Linked DNA regions of Homo sapiens: all the other regions are linked to region 1. A link is a contact called in ENCODE Hi-C or POLR2A ChIA-PET data. All regions are on one chromosome and are shown on one strand. The core of a region is the stretch at or near the end of the contact, and the rest is flanking DNA. Distances in the headings are between cores, read along the strand shown.

Evidence for each region. A loop is a pair of places that touch in the nucleus more often than their neighbours do. ChIA-PET counts read pairs that join two places held with the same protein, here RNA polymerase II (POLR2A). Pooled maps may share reads with other maps.
Region 2: a loop to region 1 is called in a pooled map, with 10 times the contacts of the local background. The contact joins two enhancer-like sites. A Hi-C loop is called at or near these places in 6 of 37 single-sample maps with no recorded cell type and 5 of 50 pooled maps. POLR2A ChIA-PET finds 5 or more read pairs at or near these places in 1 of 52 experiments (OCI-LY7).
Region 3: a pooled map shows a loop between it and region 1 (3-fold over the local background). The contact joins two enhancer-like sites. A Hi-C loop is called at or near these places in 1 of 37 single-sample maps with no recorded cell type and 1 of 50 pooled maps. POLR2A ChIA-PET finds 5 or more read pairs at or near these places in 1 of 52 experiments (activated T-cell).

What each region holds. Positions count from the first base shown.
Region 1 is chr12:78,456,832-78,459,459 of GRCh38, reverse strand. No RefSeq gene overlaps it. Among named protein-coding and RNA genes, the nearest start is that of LINC02424, 98 kb to the right of the region's middle. RefSeq lists a silencer at 1,235-1,284. Within about 2 kb of position 1,324, at least 2 of the 41 ENCODE cell types and tissues checked have a DNase peak (open chromatin) inside an H3K27ac peak, as active enhancers do; they include OCI-LY7, where a contact is called at or near this core.
Region 2 is chr12:77,997,888-78,000,515 of GRCh38, reverse strand. NAV3 (neuron navigator 3) reads right to left here. Exons shown (of 40, transcript NM_001024383.2): 7 at 2,040-2,179. Among named protein-coding and RNA genes, the nearest start is that of NAV3, 170 kb to the right of the region's middle. Within about 2 kb of position 1,320, at least 3 of the 41 ENCODE cell types and tissues checked have a DNase peak (open chromatin) inside an H3K27ac peak, as active enhancers do; they include OCI-LY7, where a contact is called at or near this core.
Region 3 is chr12:78,885,887-78,888,514 of GRCh38, reverse strand. The region is part of intron 1 of SYT1 (synaptotagmin 1); the gene reads right to left. Among named protein-coding and RNA genes, the nearest start is that of SYT1, 22 kb to the right of the region's middle. Within about 2 kb of position 1,299, at least 7 of the 41 ENCODE cell types and tissues checked have a DNase peak (open chromatin) inside an H3K27ac peak, as active enhancers do.

The DNA.
Region 1 (2,628 bases), core at 75-2,574:
TGGCTATTCCTTTACCTCCAGTTTTTGCCTAATTAGCATTTTAGTGAGCTCTCTTTCCTACCTGATTGGTCGGGTGTGAGCTAAGTTGCAAGCCCCATGTTTAAAGGTGGATGTGGTCACCTTCCCAGCTAGGCTTAGGGATTCTTAGTTGGCCTAGGAAATCCAGCTAGTCCTTTCTCTCACCAGTAAGATCTCAGGAATTGGGCAAGTGGGCTCGAGCATGCCATTAAGAAGCAAAATGGCAAAGTTTAACTGGTATATGAGCTTCTGGGGGCATTCCACTGGAAAAGGGGAGAATGGCTCAGGTGAGCATCCATACAACTCCAGTAAACACACTGCACATGCTCACTTCCCAAGTGCTAGCTGGCCACCACACATGCGAGCAGCTCACACTAAGGGAATAATCAAGGGAAATGGGATGCGAGATTCTGGAAGTATGCCAGCATATAAAACCCCAAGTCAAAGGTCAAACCCCACACTTGTACTCCAAGATGCCTTCTTGGCCCTCTTCCAGGTGTACTCTACTTTTCTTTTCATTCCTGCTCTAAAGCTTTTTAATAAACTTTCACTCCTACTCTAAAACTTGGCTCCATCTCTTTTTCTGCCTTATGCCCCACAGTCAAATTCTTTCTTCTGAGGAGACAAGAATTGAGGTTGCTGCAGACCCCTACGGATTCGCTGCTAGTAGCTCGGATACTCACCACCTCTAACAATAAGACCAGTAAAGCCTAAAAAGTCTACTATCTGAACTCCACAAAACAGCTCTGCCAGTCCTTACTCAAAAACAAAGAATCGTGTTTATTTTCAGGCACCATAGGAAAGGATTGCCCTCTCCCAAGCCTTTCTAACTCCCTCCCTCCACATAACCCCTGAATATGGTCATCTCATATTGCTCATATAGAAACTCACAAGAAGGCGTATTTGTTAGCCCAGCACACCAGACTTTTACAAAGTCTATTTTGTAAAAACAATGTGATGTTTTAGGGAGTAAATCCAACATCTCTCCTAATTCATTACCCTTGTAAAAATGCTTCAGGATCACTACAATTGACTTTCAAACTGAGGGCATTCCCCTTATTGTTATTTAGCTAATTTAACCTGACTTTTCAAGAAAATGAGATGTACTGTGAAACAGCCTGAAAGAACACCTAATGCTTATCTCAGAGAGTGCTGTTACTCCACTTGACTCTACATCTTGAAATAAAGTCAATTTTCTTGTTAGCTTACAAAAGAGAAAGAGAAGGAGTGTGACCAAAAGCCTGTGGTCTATAACAGGAGGAAGTGAGAGAGAAGGGAAGAGAGAGATTTGTTCTTAAGCTTTATGAAACACCAGAATGAGTCAGTTCCCATTTTGTTTACTTGATAATAGACTTCAGGAAGAACACAAAGATAGTACTCAGAAAATTAGCAAGTCACTTGTAACCAGATAGTTTTCCTGAGATATGTCTATATCTTTTGTCCTCTACTTATTCTTTGACTTCCTTGCTTCCATTTTCAGTGCTCAACGCAAATCCTGAAAAGTGCTTATCCAAAAACCAACCTTCCCATTTCTAATTTTCCAAGTAAATCAACAAATTTGAACCTCTGATAGAGCCAGTGAACTGCTACACAATACCACTGTCCTCAATTAACATCTTCTCTAGGCAATTTGCACCAAATGAAGTTCCCTTTGTGTCCAGCCGATGTTTTAAGGAAATAAAATGATAAAATGGAGAAATCTTTTAGATTGAGCTTGTTCAGATAACATCTAAGGGGCCATCTTTTTTTACCCACTCTTCTTCAACTCCAAAAAAGAAGCAAAGAGGCCTTAAAATATATCCCACCTGTTGTGAAGTAATCACTCTCCGGGTTGATCAGAAATCCTATTCTATGATGGTTAGTAGACCCTGAACACTGCATCTTGTAGAATAAGTGAGGCACCACCTCTCTGAACACAGTTTGCATCCTTTTAGGAGGAAAACAATTAAAACATTCTCCCAGGCACTGAAACAAACACTAAAGTTTTAAATCACAAATTCACCAAAAACACACAGACACGCACGCACATATACCAAATGAATATACATATATATTAATATATCTAATGAGAGAAAGACATTTGTAAAATAGCCCTGTAAATTAAAAATATTTCTAGTTATAGAGTAATGTAAAAGTAGAATGCTAACAAGTGAATTTCCCTGTAGCTTGATCACTCTAAAGAGAAATAGCAATTAGATACTATTTTTCTCAGACTTGTAGCCAGGGAAGAGTATTTTACAATTTCAAAGCTGAAAAGAAGAGCTACATTATAGAGACATATCAGCTGATAAAAGTAATGCTGACCAGGAAGCTTTTATTTTCAAAATGTTTTATTAAACTATATTCTATTCTAGAATATGGTGGGTTTTTTAATTGGATTACCCTCCAGGTGCAAAAGTGAGCCTATTGTTCTGCCACCTTTTCCTCTGAGGGAGCCCTAGGATTATTAACCTTCTCCATTAGGAAAGACAGACAATATCCTAATGCCTAGTTTGAAGGGATAGTTGGTGTCTGCAAACCTATAGAGAGACTGGCAGAATGTATATTCATTAATTCAACTGATATTTATTGTGCTGTGGATACAGCAACAAACAAAACAGACAATTCCTA
Region 2 (2,628 bases), core at 71-2,570, 460 kb after region 1:
AAAAAAAAAAAAAAAATGTTTTAAGTGTAATATATTATTACCTCGTTTGCTCTTATAATTTAAGATAGTATTTTGGAAATACAGCATGACATAATGATTAATTTATGAACATTGTTATTGGATCTATTGACATAAAGTTTTAACTCCACGTTTAATAGCAAATTTCATATTGCATACAAGACAAATTCCAGATGTCTTTATTATATCGTATGAAAACTCTTGTCTAAGAAAATGTGCTTTATATGAGCAGACTGCATATTACACGACATCTGTCTCCACCTTGTGGTTATAATCAATATTGCTACTATCTAATTTTGCACTGCCTTCTAAGCATAGATAGGGAAGGTATGTATGAATTGAGTGGCCATGGAAAAATATTAATGCTTGTATATCATCAGAATTTTACTAATAGATGCCAGAAATAAGTTAAATAAAACATTTTCACATTACAGAAAAATTCAGATAAATTAAGATATAAAAGTGTTAATTCATCAAATGCATTTCTAAGTCTATTTACAAACATTGCTAGTAATTTCTTGCTAGAATATCAATAACGGTGGTATCGTGTTGCTTAATTGGACACTTTGGTAGTCTATTTAACACATCTTTATTTCTAAGCCTGTTAGCTTCCCCTAGAAATTTCCCACATATACAGGAAGTATTAGCCTGAACTTGTATAATATTTTTTAGAAAAGTTAGGAAATGAGGGCATTTTTTTTTTTCTGATGAGCGACTGTCACCTCCCTTAGCCCCAGGAAGAGTATAAGTCTTCAGTAATATTTCTTGTGATCTTAAATCTAAAATTTTATTTTATATTTTAAAGAAAACATTCCTAACTTCCAAATATACACTTTTGTTTTTCATTTTCCATTTAACTCAAGAGCTTAAGATATTGCAATCTTAACACACACTGCTCTGCTCTCAGGTGTTTAAAGTCTGTCCACTTTTGCTTTAGGCCAAAGGGAATATTTACACAAAAGAGTGTCTTGCTTCTAGATCACATCTGTCCGTTCACATTTGAGGAAGAGGAAGTTGTCTAATCATTTGCCTATATGAAACAATTCACAATTATCTATTTTGAGCAAAAACGTTCCCACATGGTTGAATTATTTGATCCCAATTAGCCAGATGTTCTACTAACTAAACATTTGTGCCACTTTTTAATTTCATGTGTTTTTCCATGTAGAGCCCAACACTCTGAAGAAAAGTTTGAAGTTCTATTGATTTGAAAATACTTCCTCAAAATCCAGCAGAACACCCTAGTTCCTCACACAGCCATACTACTTATAACAGCACAAGTTCTTCACTTCCTCATGATTGAGGTGTAAACTACACATACTCATCCCCGTCCTCTCTGCTACTCAGTGACAAGCATCAAATCAGCACCTCTTTAAATGCCCACTTCGTACATCACAGAGAACTGTGTGGCTTATGATTCATTTATAATATGCCTTTAACAGACACTTTCATTTAATGTCCTTGATTTTGTGATTTGATATTTATATTATGCACTAATTCAAGAAAACAAAACAAATATGAATAATTTGTCTTTTGGGGAAAACTGAGGTCATAATATCTCTGGGATCTGCTGCTTGCAAAGATAAAAACCTACTGTAATTATGTTTCAAATTTTGATGCTCCAACCTTAATTGTCAAAAACACTTATGGCTCTTACCTTAACTGAAGTTAAGGATTCAGATAAATTCAATATGGCTTTATGATTTCAGGATACATTTTCAAAAACATAAAAAGACATAAGAAAATGTGATTTACATGCATTTGGAAGGACCTGTTTTTGAGAAACAGTATTTGTACTTGCATATATAACTAACTACTTTAAAATGAATGAGTTTATTTGTTTAAAATGTTCTTCAGATAAGAAAGCTGGCAGTCAGGAGGGGACAGTTAGGAAACATAAAGAAACTCCACTGATAACATCTCTAGGCCCAAAGTTGTTACGCTGCTCAAATATTAGATTTAGCATGCAATTCACAAGACTCATGTTGGACTTGTGTCATAATGATGTAACAAACACTTACCTTTTTCGTTTCCATTTGCATAATTTGGAGGCTTGTTTTTGTCAATGCTGTTAAAGCTCTGACTTCTCCTATTTAAATTAGAGGCTCCCTGGACCTTGCTGCTGCTTCCTGCAGCAGGCACCCTAGAGGGCCCTGGAAGCCTGAAATAGTATAAGAAAAATTACATCATTATTGTACATTACAAAAAGGTAAGAAGCAGGAGGTGCTGAAAGTCAGAAATTTACAACATATGATGTTCTAAAATCTATTTAGCAGAAAATGGTGATAGATGTGACAAATAAATAGCTAAGCACAATGTTGCAGATCTTCAGAAAAATCTTGTTTCCCTTTTCAATGAACATGTCCCTCCAAAATTGTAATAATATACAATAATTAAAATAAATCTTAACTAAAAAAGTCATACTCACCCCATCCCTGATGAATAAAACTTTGCCTTAAAAGTACTGTAACAATTATGTGAAAAGTAAAGGAAACAATAACACTTAACTTTATGTTCTCAGCATATTCCTCAGCTATTTCAGTTATTAAGCTGTTCTTTTCAATGTGTAAGGCATTTGTTTTTATTGTAGGTAGTTATATAGTAAGTTTG
Region 3 (2,628 bases), core at 50-2,549, 430 kb before region 1:
TGCTATGCATTTGACTATAATAAGGAACATTTAGGTGATGATTAATTTTAAATGATTGCATAAAATGTCTTACAACTTTCAAAATCATCCTTCAGCAGAGTGGTATCATTGGGGATGTTGATGTCAATCTATTTTTATTTAAAATGAAATTAAATATAAAATATTGAAATGGGTCCATCCATTTACCAGGGTAATTGTACACAAGGATTTCCAGGAGAGGAAATGAAGATGAGGTCTAAGAATTGAAATATGAGCAATCCATTTACACTAACTTTATACAATTATATGTGTAATCTTCTACAAACAAAGCCAATACCTACAATACCTCATCCTCCAAAATCATAGATTTTGAAAAAAACTATCAATTTCTTAAGAAAGGATTTAAAAATATTATAATATCTGTGATTCTACAAAATTATATTCCTTATTACTATTACCAATGACACATCTTAATTTTCTCATGTAATGAGTTCCACTACTAATTATAACTTGAAAATCTCTTACTTTAAATTGTCTATCATAGTTTTTTGGGCACAAAATTTGAGCAGTCCTCTTTAGAAATAAAATTCAGTTAGTTGGTTTTAATTATTTAAATCTTAACAGTGTAAACCTGTCTTCAATAAGTTAACAATATTATACTTGAGAAATACAATCAGGTTTTTAAAACAAGTATGAATAATCAATTTCTTCTAAAGAAAGGGCTAGATATTGAAATTATATTTTAGTATGTCATCACCTACTTCAATCAATAAATATTTACTGAATAGTAACTTTATGATATATAATTTTGGATATAAAGATGATTGAGATATCCTCTTTACTTATGAGGAGCTCTTGTCCTAATAGGGAAGATAATATACAAAAGCAATTACGTTACAGAAATCCTCCCTTATCCGTAGGGGATATGTTCCAGCTCCCCTACTGTATTCCTGAAACTATGCCTAGTACCAATAATTATGTGTACCATGCATGGATTTCTCTTTCCTTCTTCACAGTTTCATGAATAGATTTATTCTTACTATCGCTGTTAATGATCTCAGCATATGATTCTTTCTTCTTTCCTTACTAAGTCAAGAACTTTCACCTTGTCACTTAGAAGAAGCACTTTATGGCTTCTCTTTGGCATATCCGAATTGCCAGCATCCACACTCATGTGCATTTGGGCCATTATTAAGTAAAATAAGGGTTACTTGAACACAATCACTGTAATACCGATAGTCAGTGTGACAACTGCCAGGACTACTAAGTGACTAACGGGTGGATAACACAGCATCGAGATACTGGACAAAGAGATGACTCATGTCCTGGGCAGGATGGAGTAGGATGGCGTGAGATTTCATCATGCTACTCAAAACAACATGCATTTTAAAACATACAAATAGTTTATTTCTGGAATTTTTCCATTTAATATTTTCAGACCATGGTTGGCCATGGGTAACTGAAACCACAGAAAGTGAAATCGTGGGTAAGGAGGACTACTGTAAAAGGTAGAAAGTGCAAGTATCATGGGATACCATTATTTCCTTAATCTCAAAGAAAAATATTCCTTCTAAAACTTCATACATAAACTGGCACTCTATCCTACACTGACTGGTGGGGCTTCCAGTTTAATCTCATGCCTAAATATAGATCATGAAAATGTGTTGAATGACTTAACCCCATATAGCTTGTATCAGCTTATTTCCCATGGCTTTTATTTAAATATCCATTGTCTTTATTTGAGCAATAAATAACGCACTATCATACACTTTTCTCCAAAAGCATTTTGTGGGTCTTTCTTGGCTGTTTACTTTATATTCTCCCTGAAAACAACCCAAACCTTTCAAAACATTATTCAAATGTGGCTGAATGCTCATCTCAGAGCAGGCAATAGGTAAATACTTGCTGACTGTGTATTAAAAACATCAGGAGTATGTACTGATTAAAATATAGATCATCACAGGCATATGGTTACAAACATCTTTTAATTCTAAATTTGTTGCTATGTATTTGTCTATAATAAGCAACATTTAGGTGATGATTAATTTCAAAGAATTGCATGTATTATCTTACAACTGTCAAAATCAGCCTTCAGCACAGTAGGTATCCCTGTGAATGTTGGTATCAATCTGTTTTTGTTTAAAATGAAATTAAATGTAAATATTGAAAAGCAAAACCATTTTGTCTCAAAATAACTTACTTGAAAAGCAATACCAATCCAGGAATTTTGAGGAGGATAGCTTTTAGAACCAATTGCACTCACTCTATATTCATGAACCCTTAATGCTTCTCATTCTCTGACGTTTGTGAATGCATTAGTCTTTCAATCATAGAAAAAAATAAAAAGATATTTTTCTGCTATTTTCCTAGATGCCTTGAAGTTAGCCCAACTTTTATTTACTTGCCCCAGGATAATAAATTAGCTGGCAAAGTGGCTGAGGAAGTACATATAACATGTTAAAAAAATTAGTGTTATGATAAGCCCTACCAAGTATGAGGGAAGTTAAACTCCATTTCTTATAAAAAATGGATAGGAATGTATTTCTGAGCTTTCCACTGCTATCTTAATGTACTTAGAGGTCACAAAATCTAGGAAATACATAAAATAGATATGTATTTTGCTTCCATCATAGGCCAACAAAGTCCAAA